2 separate regions of the Homo sapiens genome follow, and region 1 is linked to region 2. Evidence: chromatin loops called from intact Hi-C (ENCODE). Cell type or tissue: IMR-90. All regions are shown on one strand. Each heading gives the region's core, and the rest is flanking DNA. Links, peaks and the distances in the headings are about the cores only. Region 1 overlaps MAML2 (mastermind like transcriptional coactivator 2). Region 2 overlaps MTMR2 (myotubularin related protein 2).

Region 1 (16,363 bases), core at 4,806-9,805, 160 kb before region 2:
ATGAAATGCCCAGGACATAGGTTATTCTTAGTCAGTACCTACTTTTTAGAAAATAAGTGAATGAATGAAACCCATCATGTCCAAAGCATTTTCTTTGCTCAGATGCTGTTAAGAATAGCAGCTTGGAGTTCTGAAGAGCATTCCAAATAATACATCAAGAATGTTTCTGTAATTTTAGCAGAGGTTGAATGATCATTTGCTAGGGATGTGGTAGAAGAAAGTGCACTTTGGAGATTTGGACTAGAATGGACAGGTAAGGAGGTTGGGTACGTAGATGGATGGATGGGGTGGATAGATAGATAGACAGACAGACAGACAGACAGACAGACAGACAGACTGACAGACAGACAGACAGATAGATAGAAAAGTGGATAAATGGGTAGATATAGGCTTTGCTATATAAGGAAGCTGTTGCTATATAAAGAGTCTAGTATCTGTATAGAGTTTGAGTCCAAAATTCTTGAGTATAGCAGTTTGATCAAGAATATCTAGCATCTTCTTAAATGACAGATGAGGATGGAAACATTTTAAAAATATATATATATATGACTGTATTATGAGATCTTCACTACTGATTTGAGATAATTTTAAAACATTCTCAGAGTAAAAGAGCAGAGATAGGATGACTAAATACTAGCAGTGGTTAGGGACAGAGCAGTGAATTTCTAATGACAAGGCCAAAGCCTTAGAAGAAGAGGATGCTCACCAGTGGGCCTTAGAGTGGGCTCGGGACCACTTGTGTACAGCTCAGAAATATTGAAATGAAGATCTCAAATGCTTTTTGATTGGGATGGCATTTTGAGAAAAAGATGTGTATCCCACTAAGCGATTATGATTCTAAAACTCATAAAAATGTTGTTTGTTTTAGGTTCATGAGAAGTCCCTTCAGTATCTTTTTACTGCTTTATCCCCAAGGCCCAGAAGAATGCAATGCTTAATAAATACTTGTTGAATTAATGAATAAGAATGCAGTGAACTTAATAATTCTAAAGACAGGTTGATTGATTGAACCTTATAAAAAGAATACAAACATGTTTTCATTGGTCTGGCAGTCCTGTGCTGGGTTAAAACAGGGACCAAGAAGTTTTATCCATACTTAAGCACTGGCATGCTACACTATCTCAGGGACTAATACTATAAAAAGACTTTTAAAAATCTCAAATGCGCATGCACACACACACTCACAAACGTGGAAAACTATCTAGGAGTACACAATAAATATACGTTATTGTGCACTCATAATTGATTTAAAACCCAGGAGGATTGGATGCGAAACCTATTTTGTAGGTTAGAACCAAACTCTGTAATTTTGTAGGTAAAAACAGAAAAAGAACATGTAAAATGAAAGATCATGCAAGTTCATGATTTGAACCAGTCATTGACTATTCCTTGCTGCCAAATCAATCTTTAACTACGGTTTGTCTAGAAAACTGGGTTTTCTATTATGTGAAAGACTACCTAGATGGAAATAGCCTAATTCTTTCACAATCACACACATGCATGCATGCACACATACACACATACTCTCATCTATCAGCTGAGAATGTGCGATTTTTACCACAGCCTTCATATGCCCTTCAGGAGAAAATGTGTGTTGGGGAAAAAACAGATGATTTCTATTAAGTTCTACATGGGTTGAATTTAAGGCAAAGAGTGAGGCTGAGTATGAAAATCGAAGCCAATGCATCAAAGCAGTTTTTTCTTTCAAACTATTTTATGTACTAAAGTTTGCACAACATGTTGGCAATGACAGCAAGCTTGTATAAGGAGGTGTTTTGTGTTTTACAGCAAACATAAGGGCAAAAAAATGCAAGAGCAGTGAAATATTACTTCAATCATGAATTCAAAGAATGTATATAGTAGGTACATGGTAAAACCCATGAGTTAGAAACTACAAGATTTAAAAATCTTTTACAAAATTACAAGAAAGGATTTATCTCATTCTTTCCTCCATACCAGGGCACCTCCCTTCACCCAAGCACCAGTTTCAAATTTGGAAAACCCTTCAGACCCTAGGGAAAAGGGTCCTAAAGTATCTTTTGGTACCGTGAAGGAAATAAACTACATTTAGCACAGTCTATCTGTTTGATTAGAGAGAGAAAGAGACATAGTTACATTTTCCTGGCATGCAGATCTTTTATAAATCTTAGAAAAGGTTGGTTTTCCAGAATTCTCTGGAAGTTATTTTGGAGCTCATCAATTCTGCCAACATTGAGCACTCTGTCTACCTCTTTTCTTTCTCTTCATTTTCCCCATTTCTAAGTACATTTTGGTCTCTAGAAAATAAAAAACTGCCTAGCACAGAGTAGACATTCAGTATACTTTGTCAAATGCATTAATGGATTGATGGATTCATGGGTGACTAGGCATTAGGTGATCTGAGATTGATTGATTGATTGATTGATTGATTTTTCCTTCAACTTTTAAGTTCCCGGGTACATGTGCAGGATGTGCAGGTTTGTTACATAGGTAAATGTATGCCATGATCTGGGTTTTAATCTTAAGACACTAGTAGGTATCATACCACCTAATGGAAATGATTATGCATTGCTTTTTGTTGTCATAACTTTGGGTGAGTGGATATGTGGAGTGTGTGGTATGTGTAGCTTATCTTCCCAGATAAACTGTATGCCAGAGATCTTAAACTCAGATGGCCTACATGGACCAGGCAAATGATAGAAGTGAGGAAAATGGGTGGGTATAATAAAGTAAGGAATAGTAGAGGCTGCTGTGGCCACCTGGAGAGCAAAAAGAGCAATTTGTGTTTCAAACATGATGGGGGCCAAACACACCACATCTGTAGTCCAGGTACACTTACAGTGTGAGCTCCTTCATAAGACTCATTGGATATAAAACATCTAATATTTAAAAATACAGAAATAACAAAATAATAATAGTTAAAGTGTATCAAACATCTCTACTAAGTCCCTGGCACTGTTCTAAAATTCATCTTGTTAAATTTTAGGTAATTAATGTATTACCTTTATGTTGCAAATGAGGAAACTAAGGCACGGTACTTAGTAAATGTACATGATTGCACTATGCATAAATAATTGGATGTTAAAAGAATAAAAACCAGAACAGCAAAGAGCAAAGCTAACAGAGACCTGAGCTAAGCCCCTAACTGAGAAGAAAGAAGCACACCCCAAAAGACAGCCCATCAGAGAATGATACCCCACCCATCTTCTGGCATCTTCAAGTAGGAGGATGAAGGTAATTTCCCAAATCCCTGGCAGCTCATAATCTGCAATATAACTGAGACCTCTACATTTCTCAGAGACCTGACACAGAACAGCTTTCTGTAGTCTGCGAGTTCTATCTCCTTTGTTTCACAATGAAAACAAACGTAAACAGACTATTGTTCCTATGTGTAGAAATAACTTTAATAATTATGAGCAGCTATTGTTTAGTAAGTGCTTACTACGTGGTAGGTATTGGATTATCTCCCCTAACTCTTGTAGGGAAACTGTGACATCCATACTGTTATTATTTCCCTTTTACAGATAAGAAAACTGAGGCTTAGAGAGGTGAATTAACTTCTGCCACATCACACAACTAAGTGTCAGAACTGGGGTATGAACCAAGGTGGACCTATCTCCGGAGCTTATGGTCTTGTCCATTGCATGGCAATGCAAAGAAGATGAAAAGAAAAGTGTTTTGAATTTTTCTACCTATGCTTGTCAGCTACTTAAAAAAATAAACCAAAACAAAAAAACACAAAATCTTCTTTTGAAAGTCTTACATAAAACTCCAAACTAACAAAGAAAAGAGCAGACTCTTTCTATTCTGGTTCAAGTGGAGAGTAGAAAGCAAACTACCATCTCCAATACATTCTCTCCCACCTTGATGTCTTCCCCCACCACTTCCAGCTGTCTTTACGCTTCCCTGATCCTGCCTCTTTCCCCCTGTCACAGGCTCTGCTTCCCTGTCCTTACTCAGGGTGCACCAAAAGGCCCAGCCCCCAATCCTCCATGTATTTCCTCCTCCTTTTGCCCTCCAAGACACTCAGCTCACCGATCCTCATTTGCCATTCTGTCAATGACCCTCAAGTACTTGTCTCCAAGTCCACATTCTTAGTGGCTTATAGAACACAGGCGGTGAAGTCTCCGAAATTCATGATGGATTTAAAGTTGAAAGAACTGACTGGTCATAGGGGTGTAAATATATTAGAGGATGGTTTCCTTAAGCTGCTCAAAGGATGTACCTCAGAGATGGCTGTAATTATTTTTTACTAACTAGTGAAGAGGATCTCCCCACCCTGTCCTCACTCCCCTGTCCTTCTCTCCAACACACTTCTTTCCACCTTCCTGACCTGAGGGTGCTCAACCCTGGGAAGAGTGCTGCATGAACTGATGGGTTGGCCCAGGTTTAAAGTACAAAAATCTTTCTTCTCAATGCTTCCTGTCTCACGTGACAGGCAGTAAAGTGTACTGATTGAGAACTAGAGTTGTGGGGTCAGACAGACCTGGCTTCAAATCCTCCTCGGCCACTTACAGCTATGTGATCTCTCTGAGCTCAGGTTTCTCATCTGCAAAGTTGGGTTAATAATACAAGTTCTTGCTCATTGTTTTGTTGGGAGGAGTGAATGAGATAAATCACGTAAAGCACGGACCACAGTGACTGGCTGATAATAAGCCTCAGTGGATGGTCGCCCTTAGAATTATTTTGTAACCCTTTGCTTTTGAGGCAGCTGGTGAGCTCTGTAGCCTCAGAGATTACTAAAGCAAGGCCAAGGCTTTCGGCTTGTGGCTTACTTACTTACTTGTTTATTTATTTCAGCTCGGCACATAGTTAAAGAAAGAGAAAGAAATAAAAAAGATAATTTCCACAAACAGTGTACCTACCACCTCTACTCATGTGGTATCATGGGAGTTGCTTTGTGGTTTTTTGTTTGTTTGTTTTTGTTTTGAGACAGAGTCTTGCTCTGTCACCCAGGCTGGAGTGCAGCGGCACAATCTCGGGTCGCTGCAACCTCTGCCTCCTAGGTTCAAGTGATTCTCATGCCTCAGCCTCCTGAGTAAGTAATTGGGATTACAGGCATGTGCCACCACACCCAACTAATTTTCATATTTTAGTAGAGATGGGGTTTAACCATGTTGGCCAGGCTGGTCTCAAACTCCTGACCTCAGGTGAACCACCTGCCTCGGCCTCCCAAAGTGCTAGGTTTACAGGCATGAGCCACCGCACCCAACTCCCTGCTTAATGTTTTTATGTCTTGTAACCTTACATAGTTTAGTTGGTGAATGACAGATGGATTTTTTTTTTTTTTTTCTGGGCACAGTGCTTCATGCCTGTAATACCAGCACTGTGGGAGGCCAAGGATCTAGGATCACTTGAGCCCTTGACTTTGAGACCAGCCTGGGCAACATAGTAAGACCCCGTCTCTAAAAAAAATTTAAAAATTAGCCACCCTGTCTCTAAAAAAAATTTAAAAATTAGCCAGGTGGCGCACGCCTGTGGTCCCAGGCACTTTAGGAGGCTGAAGTGGGAGGACTGCTTGAGCCTGGGAGGTTGAAGCTGCAGTGAGCCATGATTATGCCACTGCACTCCAGCCTGGGTAATAGAGTGAGACTCTGTCTCTTAAAAAAAAAAAAGAGAGAGTTGGATTTCTTTTGTTCCCATGTATTCAGTGTTTCCCAAAGCATATTCCCTGGACCAATGAGTATCAGAATAACCTAAGGAGGTACCCTGATCTATAGCCTCAGAATCCCTGGGACAAGGCCAGGGCATCTGCCTTATAAGCTGATTCCCAGATCATTCTGATCAAAGTATAACAATTTTTGACTTAGTGTTTATATCATGTAAACTAAAATTTGATTTTACATTTTCTTATATTTATACATGTAAGCATTTCTCCCTCACTTGGGTGATAAATTCTCTAAGGTGATAACCATATTTTCTAGTCTTCTTGTAACCCTACTAGTGTACTAGTGTAGAGCTCAATCCTAAATACATCATTGGGAATTAATGAGAATATTCAACTGGGTTTAGCTTACTGTCTTGCAGAGTCCTGATCTGTCAATGCCAAAAAATTGGTAGAGACCTCAAATTAGAAAGGCAGTTCACCAATACCCAATATTATTTGATATACAGTTGAGTTTTTAATCAATATTTTCTCATTGTCAGTGTGTCGGGTATTCTTTTACTGAGATTCTTGCGCCGAGATACCTGAATTGTTGACTGCGGAACAAAATTTACAAGGCCCTGAGAAGTGAAGTCCTTTCCAAGTTTGAGTTTATAAAACAGAAACTTAGAGGCCTTCCTGCCTTTCTGTCACAGAAAGCTGGGTAAGGCAAAATGCCTTCTGTCCAAAATAGTTTCAACTTTTAAACACGTGAATTAAAACATGACTTTCATTGCAGGATCAGCAATGATACATGCTAACTTTGGGAAAAGGAAGGATTTGTTAGGTTATGATGTTTATTCCTGAGAAATTGAGAGGTTTGCCATATGTTTTTATGGTAGTTTTCTTTGAGGTTCCATAAACACCTTCTGGAATGTGGAGGTTCCACAATCAGAGTCCTCATGGGAGCTTTTCCAGTGCCCTAATGTCATTAACCCAGCTGCTTTGGTTGCTGTGTTATGCAATTATTTCTTCTACATTTAAAAAGCGATTCTCTGATCTCCAACCCATTTAACCATGTTTGATCTTTAATAAGATGAAAAATGTTTGGAATCTGAGTGTATGATCTTTGTGCTACATTTTTCTTTTTTTAATTCACAGTAGCTTTTCCTTCCCCCTTTCTCTTCTTTAGGATCAACACTCTGTGGTAGGCCAGAACACAGGCCCCAGTCCAAGTCCTAACCCCTGCTCAAATCCAAACACTGGAAGTGGTTACATGAACTCCCAGCAATCACTGTTGAATCAGCAATTGATGGGAAAGAAGCAGACTCTACAGAGGCAGATCATGGAGCAGAAACAGCAACTTCTTCTCCAGCAGCAGATGCTGGCTGACGCGGTAAAACTTTCTCTTAATTTCTACTGAACAAACCTGTTGACCCAACAGAGGGAGTTTATTCTTTTCCATTTATATTTACTGTGCCTACTTACGTGACAGCAACAAAGGTGTGCTGACTGTAAGAGAGGATAATTCCATACATTTAGTGTACTGCAGGAAGAAAAAAAAACCCAAACTTGATTTAACAACTGCTGGACACTTGGAATGCATGGCACCTCTGCTAACCAGCCCTGCCCAGCCCAGGAATGTCTAGAACAACCAACATGGGCATTTGAATCAGGCAAAAGAAACCAGTGTTGTTCCCCAGGCTTAAGGGGCAGAAACAGTAAACTGAACTTGAATCAACTCAAATCCAAACTGATTTTAGAGATAAGAGTTTCAAAAGCAATTTTAAAAGCCAACATGGAGCCTCAAAACCAAGATTTGGCTTCCAAAATAAAGCAACTCACAATGGGGGATTTTTTAAAAGAAAATGTAAAATACATTTCCCATTTGCACTGTATATATTAGGTTGATGCAAAAGTGATTGCGATTTTTGCCACTACTTTTAATGGCAAAAACCGTAATCACTTTTGCACCAACCTAATATTTGACTGTTTAAGAAAGACAAGATTGTGTTTCCCACACACTCTTCATGCATTAACCCTCCTTCAGTATTTATCTGCTCAGCCCTGGTTTCATTGCCTCCCTTCAAACTATTTGGCCAAATGAAATAAAAAGTAAGCATCTCCAGGTGAATTAGAGCTAAAGTATACAGAAAAGATAACAACAAAATCAAATAATTTTATATTCAAGGAGCTTTGTAGTGAGAGTCAGAAATGCAGGGTATCACAAGTGCTATAATTATTCAGTAAATAATAATTTGCAATGAGGGGAGAGCCATAAACAAGGCAAATCCTCTCTTCACCCTAGAGAAGCCTTGAGCCCACTGAGGATATGTCAGATAAATTGGCCAATTGTAATGCATGTGATTAAATGCCATACTCTGGTAACTACTAGAAATGATTTCAGAAAGAACTTTCTATCTACCGAATATCTGAAAGTGGAGTAAGAGATGAGTAGGAGGGTTATTTCAGCCAGAACAACCAGCATATTCAAAGACCTAGGGACAATAAAGGATACTACATATTATGCCTGCCAAGGTATTGAGTGTGCACGAGAAGGGGGAATTGATGGGTAAAGATGGGATAAGAAGCAGGAGGATAGGGCTTGAGAGGCCAGAATTTACATTAAAAAGCAACAGAAGAGATTTTAAGGATTTAACACAAGGGGAAGTACTAGATTCAGATTTGCATTATAGTAAAAGTATAAAATATACTAAAAAGTATAAAAAGTAAGAGAAAAAAGTATACTTTTTACAGTAAAAAGTATAAAAAGTAAGAGAAAATGTAATGGAAAGAAAGATTAAATCCAGCCTGCAAAGATTGAGGATAGTCTCCCAAAGAAGTAAAATTTGACATTGATTTTGAAGGACTGTAGGATTCTGATAGAGTAGGTGGGGTCCACTATTGTAGGTGGAGGGTGGAGCACCAAAAGGTGCAGCCTGGGTGTGAATTTGTTGGTGAGTTTGAGATTGCATTATGAAATATTTAATGCCTGATAAAAAGTAAACATAGTATAACAACCACACTTTTAAAGGAATTACAAGTGGAATAAGTTTCGTATTCAGGGCATGTGAAAAGAAATAGTGAGAAGTAAATTTATTTGACCTGGAATAAGGAATATTGAGAAATAAGATTACAGATGACGTTGAATACTGCCATAAGGTTTAAGGGAGTCACAGACTGGATCACAAAGTGACACAACTGGTTTCTTCTAGAAATCATAGTTTTGAAAACTCCAGTCCTCCCCCCTGTTCCCTTCCCCTCCCATTTTTATCCTTATAAGCTAAAGAACTTAGAAACAAGGACAGCAGAGAGAAAAATGTGTAATCTAAGGTTGACTTACTGGGTACACTTTCATCACTACCATCAATACTACTAATTTCATGAATTATAACACACAGAGGTTGATTTTCAGCTCTTGTTAAAAGGCAAGGAAGTGGTAGCATATACATTCCATGAGGGTCCTGGCCTGGCACTGGGCTAACTCCCACTGGGCCCCAGTTGAGTCACCACTAGGACAGGTGCAAAGGGCAGTGGCATAAACTGTGAGATGAATGAGAATGAGGCTGCTGTTTTTGTGATTTTTAAAAACCATTCACATTTCTCTTTGTTTGGACACCATTGAGGGTGTCTGTGCTTTTTAGCATATCCAGGAAGAAGTGGTCTTTGATACCACTGTACATTAGCATATGCTTTGTGGTCATTTGCAGTCAGTTGGCAAGGCCACATAGGCACCTAAATTGAGACGTTGTCTCATGAAAGTTTGTTATCCTTATTCTCTATTATTCTCCTACCAATGAAGCACAAAGAAGAGACATGAATAGTACTTATTACAACGGACATCGTAATTACCAACACGCATTGTGTACCTACTGTATGCCAGGCACCAAGCTGGATTTTCACAGAATTAAATAGAAATATGAGGGAGGTCCTATAATTATCCACATCTCACATTTTTACAGATGGAGAAACTGAAGCAGAACAGATATGTACTATAACAGATGATTTCTATAATGGGTTTTCAAGTCCAACAGATTGGGTTATCATTAGATATTAGTTCATAAATTAAATTTCATATTGCATAAAAGTATTCTCAAGAATGGCCTATATGTTTACACTTGCACAGAATAGGAATGTCAGTCTTTTGCAAAATGTAGCCATCTCTATTCAGTATTGCAGGCTAGTCTTTGCTGCTCTTCAGCACAAAAGAACAACATGGCAGTTCTGTGTTATGTCCATATGCAAGGTTATTAATCTAAGTCATTTGTGAACGAGTAGTTTAAGAAACCTAAATTTCTGGATATATATATATAAATGATATATGTAATATAAATATTATATATAATAATGTAAATATATATAATATAAATATATATACTATAAATATTATATATATATAAATGAAAACCCTTTGAACAACAGTTTAGCCTCTGGTGGAGACAAGCCTGACAAACATGGTAAAACTCCGTCTCTACTAAAAAAATACAAAATTAGCTGGGCATGATGGCGGGCACCTGTAATCTCAGCTACTTGGGAGACTGAGGCAGAAGAATCGCTTGAACCTGGGAGGCAGAGGTTGCAGTGAGCTGAGATCGTGCCATTGCACTCCAGCCTGGATGACAAAGTGAGATTCCATCTCAAAAGAAAAAAAAAAGTCAATAATTAGATTGAAGATATATAAAAATAAATCCAGGTTTACAATATAGTCTATGATGGGAAGTCAAGCACCTTCTTCTCTTTATCTCTCTCTTTCTCTCTCACTCTCACACATACACACACACACACACACACACACACACACATCCTGTCTTCAGTATAAACGGTAGAAACACCTAATTACATAAGAAAGAATGACAGATGCTTTTGGAAAAGAGTGGATTTCAGAAAGTCCATGCTGGCATAAAATCAAAACTGTCATCTCACACAACAGTTTACAGCAGAGCTGGTTGAACATCACCACATTTGGGTTCATGGAACATCTCAAGCTGTTTCTTAAACATTTAGGGTTTGGGCAAAACCAAAGAGCATTTCACCAACCACTTTTTCCCTTAATTTGTAAACCCATGTTTAAAAGAAATGTAATCCATATGTTTCTGATTCATTTACACTTAGCTCATCAAAATTGTGTTTTATATGAATTACTTATGTGCAAAAAACTGTGTCTTTCAAGCCTTTTTCTTAGCAACAAGAATTTAAATTTGGTTTGTTGTTGTTTTAAGGCTTTTTCCTCTCCTTTATAGTAGACTTATTCTACTAAGAAGGTTTGGAATGTGATGGGAAACTGAGAAACACATGGTTTAAGTCAGTTCTAAGTTAGGCAGTGCACATTTGTTTTCCAGCTAATTTACCCATGTATCTATTACAAAGTTTTCTTTTCTATTTGTTGACTTTTCTATAATTATAGTGTTCTCCGTCTACCTATGCTGATTATTTTTATTTTGAAAATTGAGATTGCTTTGGGATGCATACAAAATTGCAGTGAAGTCATTCTAAAAACTCCCTGATCCATACCAAACAAGATAAAAAGCAGCCCTTAATTCCCAAAGCTGATATGATACTCACAGCCAAGCTGTTTTGTTCTCTGTTGGGTATAAACAATCCTACAGAATGTCAACCTCAGACAGGGTTACTCTGAGACCATGATAAAATGAGACAAAATAACACTTCATAATTTTGTCTAAAAACAGACACAAACAAGGTCACTGTGCAACCTCCAAAACACCAAACACCCCCCTCTGTTGTTAAATGAGTGATAGCTACTTCTTTATTCAGTTAGAATTGACTTTACTTTGTGACAGCTTCCAATCTAGAACAAAGCCCCATTTCCTTAGACTCTTCCGAAATCACTCAAAGTCCAAATCTCAGGACAGATTCTTTCTAACATTCTCCTACTGAGACACCCTGTGACCCCTCATGATGTGTGTTCTCCCTTGCTGCAACAAGTAATAAAGCCAACAGCTGTGTTCCTAGTGGTCTTTGACTGAGGATATTGACATATTAAAAGAATGTCTCTTTTTTTTTCTCTTAGCTTCCAAAGTCACCTATTCTAAAGATCAAAAGGCTGATTCCAAAAGGAAGAAATGAAGGGAGGACAGCAAACCTGTGCTTTTAGAATGGGGAGCTGAGAAACAGAGTAGCAAGGGGCCTCGTATTGTGTGTCAGGAAAGAGCCTGAGTTTTGGACTCAGGATTTGGTCTCAGTTCTACCACTGTGTGACCTTGAGCAAGTTACTTAGCCTAACAAGGCTTTAATTTCCTTATTTTTTAGGTGGAAATAATCATACCTACCTTTAAGAATTGTTTATGCGAAGGTAAAAAAGAGATAAAATTCATATAGTGCCTATATCGGTACCTGTTGGTTATCTCCTGACATCTCCTCCTACCTAGGGTCATCAGATTTAACAAATAAGAATACAGAGCTGGGCGCGGTTGTTCATGCCTGTAATCCCAGCACTCTGGGAGGCTGAGCTGGGTGGATCATGAGGTCAGGAGTTCGAGACCAGCCTGGCCAATATGGTAAAAGCCCATCTCTATTAAAAAAAAATACAAAAATTTGCTGGGCGTGATGGCGGGCACCTGTAATCCCAGGGGCTCAGGAGGAGGAGAATCACTTGAACCAGGGAGGCAGAGGTTGCAGTAAGCCGAGATCACACCACTGCACTCCACTCTGGGTGACAGAGCAAGACTCCATCTCAAACAAACAAACAAACAAACAAAAACAAATAAGAATACAGAATACCTACATGTTCTGTATTTTATCTGAAAACCCTACCTCCTATGCTTTCCCCACTGTGTGGGACCAGAATTCTACGTAGGTACCTGCCAAAGCATATCAGATGTGCTATTCTCATTGAATAAAGAAGTAGCTATCACTCATTTAACAAGAGAGGGGGGTGTTTGGTGTTTTGGAGGTTGCACAGTGACCTTGTTTGTGTCTGTTTTTAGACAAAATTAGAAATTAGCATCTTGAAAAATCACAGAAATTTAGTTCTCATTGAAATTGAATTGCAAAATAAAGAAAATAGGAGTAGTTACTAGAACCAAAACACATGTTGACTGTTATGGAAAAGTAGAAATTATACTTCCATACAGGAAGTTTATTGAAATTGAAAAGATTTGTCTCTGAATTAAGACTACAAAATAAGGTCATGATTTGTAACCCATGATTGCAAAATTGTTCTTATATTTTCTGAAATTTTACAAAATTTTACATGTATTTTCACAAGTGAAAAGGGAATGATGCAACATAATATGCTTTCATATCATTTCTCAAGGAGAAAATTGCTCCACAAGATCAGATAAACCGACATTTGTCAAGGCCACCTCCAGATTATAAAGACCAAAGAAGAAATGTGGGCAATATGCAACCAACTGCTCAGTATTCTGGTAAGTGTTCTTAAAAATTAATAAAAATTATAGCTGTGAAAGGAAAAAAAAACTTCAATTTTCAATAATCCCTGTAACTCACATATGATTATAATATCTTTCTTAGAATTTCTAACTCCCATTTGACTTTCATGCCAAGACTACAGTTAAATATTTTTTAGTCCTTTCATCAGTTTTTGCTTAGTCATGCCCTGTACTCACATATTTCACCACTCTCTGGACTACCTCTGAGAATTCAAAAGAGCTAAATATTTTTCTGTTAGGTTCAATCATTCTCCTTCCAAAGATATACCTTAACCCAGGTAGTAGAAGGTAAGCAGACATTTCTCCCTCTTAGACAGGCACATGTGTAACTTTCACAAATCCTAGTCTTTTTGTATCCACCATTGAGCCCATCTCCAAGGTTTCCCCTTCAAAGACAAATGGTCCTGCCACCAAGGAATACTTGAAAAGCAGATTTAGTTTTCACGAAGTCTCTCAAAAACACCAAAGGTGAACTCCATTTAAATCACAAAGCAAATCTTCTTAATAGCTCTCTCAGTATAAAATAAATGGTAAGTACAAAAGTCCCCCAAATTCTCTCTCCTCCCGCTCATGAAACTCCAAAAGAACCTTTCCCAAACCCAGCCTATATTGCTCTGCCTTCTCCTATTCAGCAACTATTCAATACGCTTCTGCCCAAAACTGTCTAAAATGCTCTGCACTTTTTGATGTAAGTTAAGTTTACGCTCTTGGGTTTCCTAAGTTCTCTCTGCCTTACCTGTTACCTTCATCTGTCCAGGAAGCCATAAAGAAGATTCTCTAAAGAAAGAAAGGCTGTGAACACCCCTATTTTATAAATACTTCCTGGTACTGTTAAGTGTACTTTTAAATATGTTGTCCTGACTTATTTAAACCCCCTCAAATACAACAGGTTGCCTCTTTCAACTAAAATTGAGAATGGAGCTGGGCTCAGTCGCACGTGCCTGTAGTCCCAGCTATTCTGGAGGCAGAGGTGGGAGGATTGCTTGAGCCCAAAAGTTCGAGGCCAGCCTGGGCAACATATTGAGACACTGTCTCTAAAGACAACAAGTAACATTAGGAATGGGATGTATGTTTTCCACTCTCTAAGATTACTTCGCCTCAGAGCAAAAACAGGATTCTCTAGTTGATTGTCTCAAGGAGGCTGAAAGATAAGATGCAGTTTCCAGCCATGTGTTGGTTAATGTTGGGGGTATGTTCTGAGAATTGCGTTGTTAGGTAATTTCATTGTGCAAACATCATAAAGTGTACTTATACAAACCTAGATGATCTAGCCCACTACACACCTAGGCTATATGATATAGCTGATTGCTTCTAGGCTACAAACCTATACAGCATGTTAGTGTGATGACTACTGTAGGCAGTTATAACACAATGGTAAGTTTGTGTGTATCTAAACATAGAAAAGGTACAGTAAAATATAATTAAAAAGATACAAAATGGTACATTTGTATAGGGCCCTTACCGTGAATGGAGCTTGCAGGACTGGAAGTTGCACTGGGTGTCAGTGAGTGAGTGGCGTGTGAATGCAAAGGCCTAGGACATCACTGTACACTACTGTGGACCTTATAAACACTGTACACTTAGGCTGCACTAAACTTATTTTTAAAAATTTCTTTCTTTAATAATAAATTAACTTTTACATTAATTTTTTTGCTTTGCTTTACAACTTTTAAATTGTTTAAACTTTTGACTTTTGTGATAACACAGCTTAAAATACAATCACATTGTACAGCTGTACAAAAATATTTCTTCTCTATATCCTTATTCTAGAAGCTTTTTTTCTATTTTCTTACAATTTTTAAATTATTTTTAATTGACATATAATTGTTCATATATATGGGGTACAGTAGGATATTTTGATGTATGTAAACAGTGTGTAATGACCAGATCAGTGTTGTTAGCATAACCATCACATCAAACATTTATCATTTCTTTGTGTTGGGAACGTTCAAAATCCTCTTCTTGGTATTTGAAAACATAGTATAAATTATCCTTAACTATAGTCATCCTAGAGTGCTACAAAACACCAGGACTTATTCCTCCTATCTAGCTGTAATTTTGTATCCATTAACCATCTTCTGTCTAGCTTTTTCTCCCCACATCCTCCCCACCTCTAGAAACCGCAATTCTATTCTCTACTTCTATGAGAGCAACTTAGCTTACACATATGGATGAGAACGTATGGTTCTGTGCCTGGCTTATTTCACTTAAAATTTTTTAAAAATTTTTTGTTTTTATTTTTTAAACTAAGACACAAACACACACAAACACACATTAGCCTAGGCCTGCACAGGGTCAGGATCATCAATATCACTGTCATCCACCACATCTTGACCCACTGGAAGGTGTTCAGGAACAATAACACACATGGAGCTGTCACCTCCTATGATAACAATGCCTTCTTCTGGAATATCTCCTGAAAGACCTGCCTGAGGCTGTTTTACAGTTAACTTTTTGTATAAGTAGAAGGAGTACACTCCAAAATAATTATTGAAAGCATAGTAAAAACATTTACTATGCTTTTTATATATGATAAAGGAAGATAAAAAATGTTACATATGTGTAGGGCACTCACCATGAATGGAGCTTACAGGACTGAAAGTCACACTGGGTGTCAGTGAGTGGTGAGCGAATGCATTTAATAATTATTTTAGAGTGTCCTCTAAAATACAGCCATAGGAATTTTTCAGCTCCACTATAATCTTATGGGACCACTGTCATACATGCAGTCCTTCATTGACCAAACATTGTTATGCAGTGCATACTGTACTTAAAACATGGTTTTTTAATACCATGGCCTATGAGCGAGCTTTGAAAAAGCTGGGCGCCCTTTGGAATACTATACACAATTCAAGGTGGATATTGAGGTTTTTCTTTTCCTACTCACATAAAAGGATCCCAGGCACAGTAGTCTAGGGCTGGCTTGCTGGATTTCAAGCATCTTTTATCTTTCCACTCCATCTCTTTCAGCATGTGGCTTCTATCCTAAGGGCTGCCTGGTAGCTACCACATCACTAGTCTCATACCTGTATTCCAGGTAGGAAGAGGAAAGAAAAGAAATCTGATTCCCTTAGCCAGAACATATTCACCTGGACCCTCCCGCCCACCCCATCGACAAGGAAGTTTGGGGAATGTGGTTTTTCAGCTGAGCACATTGCTCTGTTTCTAAAGAAGGCTCTGTTTCTAAAACCAAAGCTCTGTTTCGAAGGAATATAGAGAGGTTGGATATTGGGTAGGCACCTAGCAGTCTCTTCCACAGTGAATATTGGTGTTTTTCTAAGGGAGAAATCCTTAGCATCCAACTGCTGACACTCAAGTGGGTCAGAATCATTATTCTAGAGCATTGCGTTTCCCATGTCTTCTGATGATGAAATAAGCAACAAAACGCAAT
Region 2 (16,363 bases), core at 10,900-15,899:
AGACCTCAATTTGTTTATTGGTAAAAATGAGAATAATAATAGTTAACAGTGTTGTTTTGGGAGCAAAAATCATTTAATAAAAAATAATGCATAAACTTTTGCTTACTTACATAATAACTAGGTGTTCAGTTATTCTTAGCTTCCCACTTCTCCAAAGTTGACAACTAACTGAGCTTATGACTCACTGAAGTCCCTGTATAGTACTGCTCTAGGAATAGCGAACTAGTGTTCTCGGTGACTAGTGGTGCCCTCTTCTGACCGTCCTCCACCTGAACAAGTTATTCAGACTGAAGAATTGGCAGTTAGCTGTAGCTGATTGTTCCAGCAGAATAAATATTAGCATTGTGGAAATTGAAATTTTGGTTCAGTTGACCAAATCTATAGGAGGAGGGAAGGAGAGAGAAGACATAACTACAGCAGCAGGTACCATTACTGAAAAGCGCTCATCTTTTCAAGTGTACATTTCAGTGCTTTTAGTATATTCACAAAGTTGTACAACCATGCCACTACCTGAATCCAGGGCATTTTTATTCTATGTGTTTCGGTGACAGGTTCTGTATAGTTGTTACCACTGCTGTCTTTCTAGAATGTTGCAACAAATTTGAATTGAAAGTTCCTGTCTTATTCCCACTCTTCAGAAGTAATCTTTAACAGGTATCCCTTGAAATACTGTAAATTCTATAATTGTGCCAAACGATTTCCCAGACTCTCAGTGTCAGAAAGGAAGCTGAACTTCTGTTCTTTCAGTAGTTTGTTGCTGGTTATGAGTTGGTGGTTTTGTTGTTTCAAAGGTGTGGGTCATATAATCACTTAATTTTGTATAATTTACTGCTCCAGTATTTTCCTAATTTGTTTCTATTAGGGCTCTAAGAAGTATAATTTTACACGAGTTAGGTAGGAGATAGAATATTTTATTCATGAAATATAAAAAGATTAAGTCCAGAAAAATAAGGTTCTTCTTTCTAGCCATAGCTTATTTTGAACACCAAATATTTTCTCATTCTATTTTGTAGATGTAGATTTAAGTCTTTGAGAACATTGATGATGATAGCATTCTGTGCTTTTATCCTTGTTCTGTCTTTTTATTTAAAGAGAATTATGTGGTTAAAAAAGAAGCAGGTCATTTTGATTGCAAAGAGTTTATTTCTCAGATATGAAGATTAAAATGAGGTGAAGAGGCAGGGAGGTGAAGAAGCATAGGTGAACCAGACATGTGGTCTCAGCACATGAAACTTACAGTCTGGTAATTTCAGTATATATGAAAGGAAGTCATCTGTAAGAACTTATGTTTGGGTAGGACTTGGCGTATGGGCTGGGAAAATTTAGTGCTTTACAGTGTTTAAATACCTTCCTATGTGTTTCATATTTAATTTTAATAATGGCCATATGGGCAAGTCAGACTACGTATATATTCATTTTGTAAAGAAGAACACAAGAAAGCGAGTGGTTGTGCTAAATAAGTTGTCCTGAGCCATCCACATTTTCCTGTGGAGTTTTCCTTGTCTCCAGTAATATGTATCATCTTTTATGCTATTGGATATTTTATGTCACTTGTTTACAGATGTGCATTCATTTATGATTTTCCATGATGTGTGCTTTTTTCCAGGCAAAGGGTGGAGGTTATGAAAGTGAAGATGCCTATCAAAATGCTGAACTAGTTTTCCTGGATATCCACAATATTCATGTTATGAGAGAATCATTACGAAAACTTAAGGAGATTGTGTACCCCAACATTGAGGAAACCCACTGGTTGTCTAACTTGGAATCTACTCATTGGCTAGAACATATTAAGGTGGGTGTGTGTTACTATATCCCAAACAAAGACTCTCTCTACCCCTTTGTTTATATTAGCTTTTTACTTATAATTGCAATCAACATGAAGGTACCTTTCTAAACAATGAAAAATGGGTAAATGCTTTGATACTTGGAACTACTAGTGAATTTTAATGTTTGAATGAATTGGTTTTTTATATTGTGCATTTGGTTATGTTGTATTTCTTTTGTTCCCCCTCCCATCCTATCTGAATTCGAACCATCCTTCAGATTCCAGTTCATATTTCATTTCTTCCATAAGGTCTTCCCAGATTGCATCCTTTTCCATTTTCTCTGAACTCTTTACCCTGTCTTTCCATCTAATCAGGAACTAGCGTGTACTTTGTTTGCTTTTGTGTGTCAACCAACGTATATTGCTAATTTATGGAGACCAAGACTGGATAAATCCTACATATATTTTTTTGTCCTCTCAGGAGCTAGGGCAGCACTATCCGTGTGAATAGGTACCCAATAAATATTAGTTGATTTGTGAAGTTAAAACCATTCTGATCAGGGAAATGAGGTGGAGTGGTTGCATGAGCCACACTGAGTGCTAAGTCATTCGCAGAGCACATGTCAGTGCTAATTTACCTAACATGCTAATTTAATCTAGTTATATTTTCAGATATGGTCTGTCAGTAACATAACTCACCAAAATGTAGACTTATGTAACCACATATATAAATATTAAGAGGTAATGGGAAATGCAGTCTTTCACGTTAAGAAGGAGGATACTTCTGCTCACATTAAAATCTCTGAAGTTCAGACAGAATTGAAGAGAAAACCAAACTGAATAAGAATTTTAAATAGACCATTTTTACTATTGTTTCCCTTTGAGAAGCTTAGAAGCTTGAAAATCACAAAGTATAAACACTACTCAGAGAGCATGTTCATGTGGCCCATTCATTAAATTATGTGATGTGTAAATATACAGCCTTAGGCTTGATTTGGAACTAACATAAATCGCTGTGTTTGATTCTGAAAACTCCAGATATTTAATTTGCAGTTTCAACATGGTCTCTAAAAGGCTGGCTATAACAGAATCAAATTTCCCTAGAGTTATAAGACATATAGTTGGGCTAAACTACTTTATTCTCCCCCAATCCTTATCACACAAAGAAAGTTTATTTACTCAATCACTCTCTTCTGGTCTCTGCTCAAATATCACCTTTCTGAGAGAGACCTTTCCCAGCCTCTTTACAAAATAAGAGTTCTACCAGCATTCCCTATAACTTCTATGGAGCGTTTTCACTTATTGCCATCTGGTATACTGTATATTTCCTTGTTTATTTGTGACTGGTGGGCCTCACCCAAATAGAATGTAAACTTCAGTAAGCAGGAACTTTGTTCCCTGCTGTATGGCCCGTGCCTAGAGCAGTATCTACCTTCTAGTAAGGGACTCCATAAATGTTTATTTAATGAATGAATGAACAATTACTACTTTGGATAACTCTTCCTGATCAATCTTAACTAAGCCTTTGGGTTAGTGATTCTTAACTTCGTATATGCACTAGAATTATAGGTGGAATTTATTTAAGATACTGAATTAGGATCATTGGACAATGAGGTCTAGGCACTTCAGGCTTACAAATGACTCTTGATATATAGTCAAGATCGTCATAGTACCCCATTTCCAGAATATGCTTATAGCTGTGATCAAGGGGAGGTTATCATACTTCCAAGCTTAATAATCTGTTTTCTTTCATTCTCATCTGCGTATGTAGAACTATACTGTTTTTCAAGTATAATACAATATGGCCATTGCAGAGAAGAATAGGGCTGTATTGTCCTTTTTTTTTTTTTTTTTTTTTAAGATACCATACTTTTGTGTTTCTTTTTTGGTTATATCTAATTATGTTTAGTTTTAACTCAAGATTGACTTCAGAAAAGGTAAGTTATTTTGCAAAGGATTTCTGCATATTTAAAAAAATAAGAGCTGAAGTTATTTTAAGTAACAGATTGACATATTCTGTGAATTTTCATGCAGTGTTACAGAAAAGTAGCTCACTCTAAAGTTTATACTGTGCTTGCTGTATGCTCTGTGACATAAAAATCTTTAGTCAAAACAATACAATAACTGCTATAGAGTATTTTAAAGAGATCCAGTATTATTGCTTTCAGGTGCTTATCCCAATTTGGTTTAAGCATTGTTTTAAATCATAACAAGGCTTCAATTGCTATATCAATTATTTTTATTTAAATAGATGATGGAATATTTGATTCTTAGAAACAGATCTCTTTAGAACTTTTCTAAGAAGAATCTTACACCATGATTTATGTAGCACCCAAAGGTACTTTTGATTTGGCTATTTCGTTGGGCAAATTAATAGGAGTCAGCAATTATGAGGTTTTTCTAGTTTTAAAAGCAAAATTTATATATCTTCTACCATTTAAAAAAATTCTTCTTAGGAAGGGACAAATGTTTTTCCTCATGTTATTGAAATAATGATCCCTGATAAGCTGTATTAGTAAATTTTGAAGAAGGAAGTATTTACCTTGTTTAAAAACAATGTATTAAAAAATCTGTTTTCCAGCTTATTCTTGCAGGGGCTCTTAGGATTGCTGACAAGGTAGAGTCAGGGAAGACGTCTGTGGTAGTGCATTGCAGTGATGGTTGGGATCGCACAGCTCAGCTCACTTCCCTTGCCATGCTCATGTTGGATGGATACTATCGAACCATCCGAGGATTTGAAGTCCTTGTGGAGAAAGAATGGCTAAGTTTTGGACATCGATTTCAACTAGTAAGTAAGGAACCTTGACTTTGGATATATCACATGCATTCATGCCAAGGCATGTGAAAAAAATGTGTTTTTTAAAATAAGATATTCATCTGAAATTGATCATTTATCTAGTGGGGTAAACGTTTTTGCTTGTTTTGGAAAGCATTAAGATATCCCTAACATGACTAGTCTGGAGTCAGAGCTAGCTATTTGTCAAGTGTCTGACCCAGTCTTTTCTGTGATCTCCACTGGGAAACATCGGATATCATTCAGTGATGTCCACGGGTGTTTCTGGGCAGGCGTTTTCCTAAATAATTGAAAAACTTTTAGAAGGGTCTTTACCCAGATGCTGTCTGTAATGTTTACCTTTAGTATCCAGTAGTTACCAGAGTATACTAGCAGTGTTTATACAGTTGTCCCTTGGTATATGTGGGGGCTTGGTTCCCAGATCCCATGAACAGGCCAAAATCCACACATATTCAAGTTCTGAAGCTGGCCCTGCTGGGACCATGTAAAGTTGGCCCTCTGTGTATGTGGGTTCCGCATCCTGCATTTGGCTGAAACAAATCTGCATATAAGTGGACCTGTGCAGTTCTAACCGTGTTGTTCAAGGGTTAACTGTAACATGAAAGGAACAGACATTTAAAGTTAGTCTGCTCTTTTGAACTTGAACTGTTAAATAAAATTGGGTACCTGGAGTGTTTATTCAGATGGCTCACATTTTGCCGTTCTCTACACAATGTACTTATCATGAAACGGCCATTTAAAACAAACTCGTACTTCAAAGAATCAAGTTTTAGTCAGCCAAAGCTGCACATGTTTATATAAATGTGTTCAAAATCAAACATTTTGGGGTGTTCGAAGTTGCTATGGATTCCTAAATTGCTAACTCTGGTTACCTACTCCCCCCGTTCTTTTTACCTAGTTATATTCTGAAAATAGAATCTTGACAATTAAAGGGCACCCAGTCAAGAGGATTTGCTCACAAGGTTAATGTAGAGTAATGATTCTCAAACTTTTTGGTTTCAGGACCCCCTTTACATTGTTAACAATTATGGATAGAACTTTTTTTTCCTAACTCCCCAAACTTGTTACCCAGAGAACTTTATGTGAGTTATATCAATATTTGCCATATTGAAAATTAAATTTGAAAAAATTTAAAAATATTTCTTAATTTAGGAAATAAGCTTATTATATATTAACAGAAATATTTAAACTAAAAAAAATATTTTCCAAAACAAAAAGTTTAATGAAAAGACTGGCATTGTTTTACTTTTGCAAATTTAATGAGTTTGGCTTAATAGAAGATAGCTGAATTTTATATCTATTTTTACCTTCAATCTGTTATGTTTTGTTGGTTTTAGTATATGAAGAATATCTAACCATATACAGATATGTAAGTGGAAAAGCAGAAAGTATTTTAATAGCTTTTTCAGGGAATTGTAGATATTCTTCTTTGATACTACGCCAGAACTTGATAAATGGTAGTTTCTTAGAGGTTAGTTGTTATATGGAATCCAAAATCAAGTTAATGAATTTTTTTTATCATTAAATTCCATTGGTCTCACTTCCATTTTGAATAGATCTTTTACCCATGTGTGGTTTTGTAACATCACATATTGGTTATTTGGAAAATACTGGCTTATTGAGTTACACAGATCTTCCAAATGTAAATGCATTTCATCATATAATACCATAAAATCACACTTGTTAATCATCACCATTGGTTTTGTCAGAAAAGCCTTCAAGTATTTTTAAGCTCATTATGGTGGGCAAAAGTTCACCAAAAATTGAGTTTTCACTCAAAAGCTTGAATTTTTTCATTGACAACAAATATTGTCAGCTGTTTTCCTTTCAGTGATAATTCACATTGTACCTTTTCAAAAAAAAAAAGTCTTTAAGTCTTTCTAACCACAATGCATACATTAATTTTTCTTTCAAGTAAAAATGATGAGAAAGTGCTATCTCCTACCATACTACATGCAGTAGCAAAGAGTTAACACATATTTCCCGTTTTGTCACACAGGCCATTAAAAAAAAAGTGTACTTAAGGGATGAGATTTAATAAAATCAGTAATTTTTACTGCGTTGTTAAGTACACTGGCATAAGAGAAATGGACTTTTTTTCTTTAATTTAACTGTGAGTGTCTGGTAGGGTAGAATACAGTGGGTACGAATGCAGTTTTAATTATAAGCATTGCCCTGCTTGATGCCTGCAAAGGCACCAGAATTTTTATCCTTCATAACTTCTGCATCATTAGTGCAAATGCCAACACACTGAAAAAGGTAAATAATGTCTTAATATTATGGAAATAGTTTTGACCTCACAGCCCTTGGATGTTTGTGGACCACACTTTTAGAATTCCTGCTTTGGGGTAAGGAGCAGGATTCTGTTTTCAGTTATCTGAGTCAAAGGTCCTCAGAGGAAATAACTGAGAAACTAGGTAGATGACTGCATGCTTGGAGGGTGGATGTCAAGCATTTTTGACAGGTTTTCTAAGATGTGTGCTAATATGGTTCCTCCTGATGAAGACACATTAGTGCTAAGATAGGAGGGGGTACCCTTCACTCAGTGGTCAAGATATGAACAGAGAATGGTGCTTTCTGAGGCCAGTGTCCATGTAACTTATTTCTCAGAGAGAAATTAAAATCTCCAGGACAAAAATCTGGCCTCTGAGGTTCTGACTGCTTCCATCTTTTATTAGCAACCTTTTAGGATCTGAGTTTATTAAACAGAGTAGTAATTCATATTATAAGCACTTGTGTCAGAAAATATCTGAGCAGTTTGCACATCAAAATGTTTCTGCTTGGCAGGATAATGGGTGATTTTTTACTTACTTTGCAATGCTCTTTAAAAGACTTTCTGAAAATTTTTATGTATTTGAGACAGGGCCTTGCTGTCATGCAGGCTGGAGTGCAGTGATGCGACCGTAGTTCACTGTAGTCCTGTACTTTTGGGCGCAAGCCAGCCTCCCACCTTAGCCTCCTGAAAGCTAGGACTACAGGTGCACGCCACCATGCCTGGCTTTTAAAAATGTTTTGTAGAGATGGGGTCTTGCTATGTTGCCCAGACCCATCTCGAATTCCTGGCTCCAAGTGATCCTTCCACCACAGCCTCCCAAAGTGTTGGGATTACAGGTGTAAACCACAGCACCCGACTTTGAAAATTTTTAGACTATTGACCAATTATTTTTTTAAAAAATTATTTCCATCAAAACATGAAAAATCCCCCTAAGTTCATATATTTCACTCTTTTTGCTTCAGAGAGTTGGCCATGGAGATAAGAACCATGCAGATGCAGACAGATCGCCTGTTTTTCTTCAATTTATTGACTGTGTCTGGCAGATGACAAGACAGGTAATTTATCTGGCCTATGTATTCTTACACATCTCCTTTCAGTTTTCCTGTCAGAGTGGGGAGATTTGGTCACTGATTAGCCTATAGATCATTAAATGGAAATTCTTGTAACATCTCCATGTCCATGTGAGAGCTATTTATTGTCACATTATGAATCAGGTTAAAGATTAACACTTGAAAATTTGATTCTATTAGTATTTCAGTGAGTAGCATTGATAATAACTCCTGAGAGGTTTTATCATTTGTTTTGAACAAATAGTGTTAAATAGGCTCACCTAAAAACACATTTATATATTGCTAAGAGTGGAGAAAAAATAAGCTAGGTACCGCAAGCAAAATAAAATATTTTAAGTAACTTTAACTGTTAATTTTTTTTTTGAATTTCAATCTGCTTCTTCTGAAAATTTTTATTTTAAGGGAAAAATGTTTATATAGAAAGCATAACAAGGGAGGCACATACTACATCCAGTTCTTTTTATTTTTTGGCATAGAGAGAGCTATTATGGCTTTTAGAACTTCTAACAAATTTATTTGAAATATTAATATAAATGAATTTAATCTTTTGGAAAGAGTAGAGGGGACTGAGAAAACACCTGGTTTATTGTGAGATCACTTTATTAATGAGGCAACGGGTCATTGTCTTAAAAATATGATTTAATTCTGACTCAAACCATCTCGAAACCCTGTTGAATGCAGCTCATTGGGAGATAATTATTTACCCAAGGGTTTATTAGACCCCAAAACAACTGGAAGTCTGAATTGTTTTTATTTAGATTGCCATATGAATTTAAAGTAGGGCAAGTGCTGGCTCTGCCTGGCTTTGGATCATATTTATTTAGGAGCATATTTTTAGCTTCAATAAAATACTGTTTATTTCAATACAAGAAAATTAATGGTAATGGGGTGAAATAATCATCAATTATATATTTAACAGTCCCTTGCCTCCATAAGCATTTCTACTTGGGTGAATTATTTAGAAACTGTTGGGTTAAATGAAGCATTTTTGTAGCTATGACTATGATATGATGAGACTAGTATTTTAGCATATATACTGAAAAGGTGTATACAATTCAGTTTTGGTTTATAAATCAGACCTTTGGTGTGTTGGGAGGTAAGAGGAAGGAGAGGTGCAGTGTTTAATACTTTCTTGGATTAGGTTTGACTTTTTCCTTTGGAATTGGCTTTGAGGCAGTATATCAACTACCTAAGTCCCTACAATCCTTTTTTGGATGTTTGACCCAAAACATTAGGACCCCACTTTTGACTGTTACCATATTCAGTTTTAAATAGCCTTTGACTCTTGGTAGAAATAAAATTCGCCATCAAAGGAGTAGGAAAGCTCTTTGAAACTGTGGTATTGTTGATGGTTGTGTGTACTGCTTTCCAAGGTGAATACCTTGAAGGAAACGATGTGTTTGAATGTATCAGTTCTGATATGTTTGCTAGAAAAAAAGCACATTTACCAATTTCTTGCAAAGAAGAGTACACGATAATCTATAGCCAACCACCCTGAATGCACCCATCTCATCTGATTTTGGAAGCTAAGCAGGGTCGGGCCTTGTTAGCACTTGGATGGGAGAAGAATACATCATAATACATTTCTTCCTTAGTAATTTTAATTTTGTTAACTTTATATATGCTGTCTATCTAAAAGTAGTTTAATCCTAATTTTGAGCCTGGCACTAAATAAAAGAAAATCAGTTTAAATCTGTATTTTTGATAGAACCTAAAATACTTTGTAGCCATCTTTATTTTATACACCTAGTGTTTTTCTGTATATTTTCTTCCTGAATATAAAGCATATTAACTAGTCATAATGTTTGTTAGCAATTATCAGTTTTATAAATACTTGAATACTAGTACAGAGACTTGAATAGCACATTTGTCAAAACAGAACCAACTATGTTATGACAGCCAGATTCTATACCTCTCCTCCTATTTCCATCCTCATCTCTGTCACCTCAGCCCTGAGATCAGGAAGCAATTGTTGAAGGGCCTTTTAGATTTTAAACATGTAAAGAAAACAAAATAGTTCTCTTCTGCTGAGGGTTTTAAAAGCAATAGCTGCAGTTAATGCCCTGCTATTTTACTTTCTTTGTGAGGAAATGCCTACTGATTACACTGTCTTCTCATAACTGAGCTAACAGTTTTGCCAAGAAGATGAAAAACTAATCGCAGGCTTAGATCCTTGGGATTGCTATTTAGTGATTCAGGATGCATTCATATTTCGCTAATAATAGGGCTGTTAAGAGTGTGAAAAATAGGTGGGATTTATTTTTTAAAGGAATAAATGGGACTTGACAAAGTTTTTTACAATTGGTTTTGTTGTGGAAATGCTTGGTCATCTTCTGCTTGATCATCTGCTTCATTCAGCTTCACAGCCACAAAAATCAAGGCCTAGTAAGTGCCCTTTCTTGTTTAGGAAATCTGTCATGTTACCCTGTCTATACTTGCTAAAATGTAGGAAACTTTAAGGCAAAGTTGTTTTCATCCATGTTCCATTTACATGATGTTTATACTATTTTCCTCCACTATAAAGGAAGGGATCTAAGATGTAAAAGCTTGGAAGCAATGTGTATTTTCACAGTCTGCAATCTAAATATTTATATAATTTCTTATCACGTACAGCCCTATAATTGGTAGAATCTTACATAGAAGCTTCCAAATAATTCTGAAATATTAGATAGGATGGATTAAACGAAACCTTCTAACTTTCAGGGGTTCGTAATTTTTCATTTGATTAGTCCCCTAAAATTGTGTTGTGTAAAACTAAGACATCCAGTCAAGCCCCTGGCTTGGGTTAGAGAGTGAATTTTCTTTTTGTTAGATGCTGCCAAAATAGTGGCTTACAAGGGACTCTGGTTTGATGGGATGGATGTTCCCTGAAAAGTTTACGTCGGTGCAAAAGTAATTGCCATTTCAATGGCAAAAGCCGCAATTATTTTTGCACCATCTAAATATTTAATAGGTTGGTTGACTTGTAAATTATCTGCCTTAGATGTTTACTTTTGTGTATTGCTGACATTTTCTGGAGACATTATTGGCATTTTGTGTGTAATCCTTAAAAAAGAAAAACAACTATGTTCTTGAAAATTTAAAGAATCTTAATGTTGTTTGTGGTCATTTTGGGCAGAGAATGCCTAGAGTTGCCAGAATTGCCTAAGTCAAAATTCAGCCTGCAAATTTAGGGTTAGCAGATATAGCAGATACAGAAACATCATGATCAGAAAAGTGATAACATGATTTTTGAAAAGAAAACCATACGAATAATGCCATAATGGCTTGGAATAATGTAGATTTGAATGTTTAACTTCATTTTAAATACTACCTCAAAAGGATCTACCCATGACAGGGATGAATATGCTTGAAGAATGTCTTAATTTATGTGTTTGTGATGTTTGATTTGCAGTTTCCTACCGCATTTGAATTCAATGAGTATTTTCTCATTACCATTTTGGACCACCTATACAGCTGCTTATTCGGAACATTCCTCTGTAATAGTGAACAACAGAGAGGAAAAGAGGTAAAATATGAAACATGACCTTCCCCATACTATCTCTACTGTATACTTTTCCCTAAAAGAATGTACTCTGTGACAGATTTCAACTGAAGTCATTCTTTTGGGTCATACTTTATCTTACATGCTATAATATTGAGGGCTTCCTTCCATATATCTGGACCTGATATATTCTGAAGTATCTTTGTCACAAGGCTGAAGGTGCTAGCTAGCTGTCTGCTGAGTTCATGAGTGGGAAGTGGTTTCTGCTAAAGAGAACTGAAGTACGTGAAATCTAAGGAGCACCAGTGTACCAATTTTTCCATGTAGAATGGAAATCCTTTACAGCAGGTGCAGAAAAATTTAATTAGCAGAAAATGTATATTCGAGTGAATAGGCAGCTCAAATTCCCAAGTATATCCTACTTATTGAGACATTTTAGGTTAAGTTTTTGAGTTTTTTAAGTTGTAAAGTAATACCATAAAAAAATTCAAATACGGAAAAGATAGTATGTAGAAAGTTAAAGTTTTTCGTTATCCCTTTTCCCCAAAGGTATCACTGTTAAGTGGGGTTGGTATTAAGAAGAAATGGTGTAAGGATTACATTTCAAGTTTTACTTCTTTATCAAAACTTGTCTATCCTATGTATCAACATCTTAATCATCTTGATTGGTATCTCCCTCTGCATCAACTTTTATTCTAAAAAATGTGGTTACAAAGTATTTATGTTTTATTTTATAAAGCACAGTAGGAATAAGTACTTGCACTGAAGCCCAGTTGCTGGGTTCAAATCCTGGATCTATCACTTACTGTAACAGTTCGCTTGGGGAAGTTAATGTCTGCTTTTGTAAAATTATGAAGATTATTAAATAAGCAATACAAAATACCACAAGAACTGCTATGTAGTATTTCCTAGACTTCCTTAAAGGCAGGTATTAAATTTTTAAATTCACCTTATGTCTTCAGTGTCTAGCATGCAGTAAGTATTTCTATGCATAGCAGGCACTCAACAACTTAAGGAATGTTCATTAGAAATAGCATAGCTAAGTTTCGAAGAGTTTTATTTTTTGAGAGCCTTGGGGTAGGAATCATTGATTATTTTTAAAAAAACTTTTTAAATTGATAATAATATGCATACCATGAAATTCACTTTGATAGTGTATAGTTGACTGGTTTTTAGTATATCTGAGTTGTACAGCCATCACATTTTCATTTCAGAACATTTCATCACCTCAGAAAACCTGTTAATAGTCACTCCCCATTCACCCCTGCCAAACACTAATGTTTTTGTCTCTAGATTTGCCTCTTCTGGACATTTCATATAAATGGAATCATTTAATATGTAAACCTTGTGTCTAGCTCCTTTCCTTTAATATGCTTTCAAGGTTCATACATTTTATATCATTTCTTTTTATGGCTGAATAATATTCCATTGTGTGGATATATTTTACTTATCCATTCGTCAGTTGATGGACTTTTAGGTTGTTCCCACTTCTTGGCTGTTAATGAATAATGCTGCTTTGAACATCTATAAAAAAGTTTTTGTACAGACATGTCTTCTGTTTGCTGGATATGTACAAGAGTGGAATTGTTGGGTCATATGGTATCTCTTTGAGGAACTGCATACTGTTTTCCAGTACCCTCTGATCTTAATATAAGTTGGTTTATCACTGAAGTCTCCAAGTCCACTTCCTCTAAAGAGATTTTAATGACAACAAAGTACTTCTTCACAAATTTCATCTAAAGTGTAAATGGCTTATGTGGTGGAGAATCTTTACCTATTTTTCCTGCCTACAGAATCTTCCTAAAAGGACTGTGTCACTGTGGTCTTACATAAACAGCCAGCTGGAAGACTTCACTAATCCTCTCTATGGGAGCTATTCCAATCATGTCCTTTATCCAGTAGCCAGCATGCGCCACCTAGAGCTCTGGGTGGGATATTACATAAGGTGGAATCCACGGATGAAACCACAGGTATGTGCCTTACAATATACAATGGGAGTTTTCATTCATGCAGTGCAACTTTGTCTCCTTAAAAGCAGCTGGAAAGATTATCTGTGCATATTTAAAACTTTACTCCTTACCCATTGATAGTTAACAATCGTATAGTAGAAAAATACTACACTGGGGCAGGGTAATCAGTATACCTGGTTCTTAGGACTGCTTGTATGACATTGGACAAATCACTGCTCTCTTTTCTTGCATCTTCCCTCCTCTGTCTGGATAACCTCTAGGGGGTCTTGTTTTAATAAGCTGAAGAAAGTAGCTTTAGGAAAGTTAAAAGCTGAACAAAATTCTGGTCTACTGTGAATATGTTTATGGAATATTAACTACTTAGAACTGTTTAAGACTAAAAACCTATAAATAACAGGGAATCTTCTGACTACTGTCTTTTAATTGTCTTGTTAATTATTTGTTGTATTTGGAAAAGTACCAGTTTCAGGAGCACCTACACAGCAGGTTATTCTTTGGAAATACTCAGGGGCACTGGGAAAGCCAGTGAAAAGATTAGTGGTGTCCACAGTCCCGGTATTTAATTTCACTGATGGGTTGGAAAGGTGCCATTGGTTCCAACAGCTGAAAAAACATACACTGCAACATTTAGGGAATGATTTGACCTGGCTTTGGTCAGGATTGCCTAGTTGAATATTTTATGTTTTGCTCTTGCAGGAACCTATTCACAACAGATACAAAGAACTTCTTGCTAAACGAGCAGAGCTTCAGAAAAAAGTAGAGGAACTACAGAGAGAGATTTCTAACCGATCAACCTCATCCTCAGAGAGAGCCAGCTCTCCTGCACAGTGTGTCACTCCTGTCCAAACTGTTGTATAAAGGACTGTAAGATCAGGGGCATCATTGCTATACACTCTTGATTACACTGGCAGCTCTATGAGTAGAAAGTCTTCGGAATTTAGAACCCATCTATGAGAGAAAGTTCAGTCACTTTATTTATTTTAAATCTCTCTAGGATGAGTTTAGAACTGTAGCAGTGCAGGTGGCTTAAGTGAAGTAACTCCATATGTAATTACATGATTATGATACTAATCTTTTAAGTATCCAAAGAATATTAAAATACTTCAATCCTGGATTCACAGTGGGAACAAGTTTCTATTAAAAGGCAAATGCTGTTACAAATTTTTGGCATCTGGTAATATTAAAACCATTTTAGAAATACACTCTGTGCTCACTGTGCAGAGGAACATCAGTTTTCAAACCAACACTGAAATTCTGTGGCATCACATATATTGGGCCTTGATGTCATGACAGATCAAAATCATTTGATATCCCTTTCTCCATTCTAGGTTTTTCTTTTTTTCAGTAACTGATTTACCTTGATCACTTTTCAACTTCCATATTCTTCATATAGTAAAAGGCAAAGTGTTGAAGATACTACGGTGTGGTAGTAGTTGAAAATTATTGCCGTCATTATTTACATACTTAAGACATATTAGCAAGTTGATCCAAAATGGGAGGCCTTATAGATGTGCTTGGGGGAAAATGAAGGGGAGAAAGTAGCCATACAGGAGTTCAAAGAATTCCATGCCCTTCAGATTAGCCCAATTACCAGAAACATCATGAAAGATATTTTAAAAACTAATTATTTACTACAGTGTATTTCACTTGTCTTGTGTGTCTGAACACACAGAAGCTAATTAGCAAGTTTTTAAGAAGTATTTAAAAATCTTACTAGGATTGACATTTTTTCTGAATTCTGTATAAATAGCTTATAGTGAGAAGTACTGTGCTCAAATTTTACATTTTTTTCCTTTGCAAATTCTGTAATTTCACTCAACGATTAAGTCTACCAAAGAACACACTGCATGTAAAAGATGTATTACAATCTCAAAGCCAGTAAAAGAAATCTTGCTTCACTGTTCACCTGCTACAAGTAAGAGTTTGGTGCTGGTAGAAACATTTGACTCTGATGTCTATTTTATTCTACATAAGAGCCATATGTAATGTACTGTAACAAAGGAGCTTCTTGTCCCCTTGGTCTTTTAATTAAAAGAAATTCCAACTGACTTTTAAACTTTGTTCTTGTCCAAAGTTGCCATTTCTTTTTTTTCCCCAGAAATATTTGGAAATTATTGGAGGAATATGCACCCCAGATGAAAATGTTCAGTTTGTACCCATTTTTCCTTAACCAACACCCAAATCAAACAATTAAAATATACAGTGTTTTTCCACTCACTAATTCACTATACAGAGAGTCTGAACCTTAGCCTCCCTCTTGGTCTTGCAGTGAGGAAGTTTCTATTAGTATATCCAATTTAGCAAAATTGGTACCAAAATGATTTCTTTGGTAATTGTGTGAAATATAAGCTTTTTAACAGGGCATTTAAGTGGCTAGCAAATCAGTAATTAAAAATTAAGCTTTCTACTCCAAGTATTTCACAAACGCATCTGCCATTTTCCTCATTTAAACCTTGGTTATCTTGGCCTGATACCACATAAAAGAATGTAGAATGGCTGAAGAGATCAAGAATTTAAAGCTTCTAGTCTTAACATACTTGCATCCACTTCAAATTCAAATCAAAAGCCAGGGAAATCTAAGTGCAACCCTACCACTTCTCTGCTGAGAACCTTCCAGTGGTTCCCCTCACCTTCTGCAGAAGTCTCCAATATGGAGTACATGCACTTGGGCATTTAATATATACCACTGGTGTGTGTGGGAGGGAGGGAGGAGGAATACTAGCCCTTTTTATATATTTACACAAGCAAAACTTTTAAATATTTGAATTGACAGTTACATGTTTCATAACTTTGTATGTCTATTGGTTGTGCAGGTGTAATTTTTTCCCTTTTTGATTAGGGTTACAAAATTTAGAGACCAGTATGATTAAGTTGAAGCTCCTTAGCCTCCTTCGACCTAGTCTCTGCATACCTCAACTTTTACGTACCAATGCTACTCTGCTGTTCACAATTGCCTCATGTAATCTGCAGATTCCTGCCTCCCCACTTTGGTTCAGTCTGTCTTG

The links. Peaks named below come from ENCODE experiments on the same cell type or tissue, not always from the same donor. Only the 100,000 strongest peaks of a DNase experiment are listed, where the experiment ranks them.
Region 1: it touches region 2 in a loop (2.3-fold over the local background); 2 of 110 quality-filtered maps call a loop at or near these places.

Annotation. Positions count from the first base shown.
Region 1 is chr11:95,982,116-95,998,478 of GRCh38, reverse strand. MAML2 (mastermind like transcriptional coactivator 2) reads left to right here. Exons shown (of 5, transcript NM_032427.4): 3 at 6,756-6,959; 4 at 12,837-12,948. Among named protein-coding and RNA genes, the nearest start is that of MTMR2, 66 kb to the right of the region's middle. RefSeq lists an enhancer at 12,531-13,730. In IMR-90, for the core only: no CTCF peak of the experiment used is centred there; a DNase peak (open chromatin) is centred at 6,808; H3K27ac peaks cover 1,235 bases.
Region 2 is chr11:95,833,143-95,849,505 of GRCh38, reverse strand. MTMR2 (myotubularin related protein 2) reads left to right here. Exons shown (of 15, transcript NM_016156.6): 10 at 1,607-1,792; 11 at 4,347-4,553; 12 at 7,797-7,889; 13 at 11,299-11,412; 14 at 13,182-13,358; 15 at 14,055-16,363. The coding sequence ends at 14,216. It also overlaps the pseudogene RNA5SP345. Among named protein-coding and RNA genes, the nearest start is that of CEP57, 51 kb to the right of the region's middle. In IMR-90, for the core only: a CTCF peak has its summit at 13,305; a DNase peak (open chromatin) is centred at 13,295; H3K27ac peaks cover 316 bases.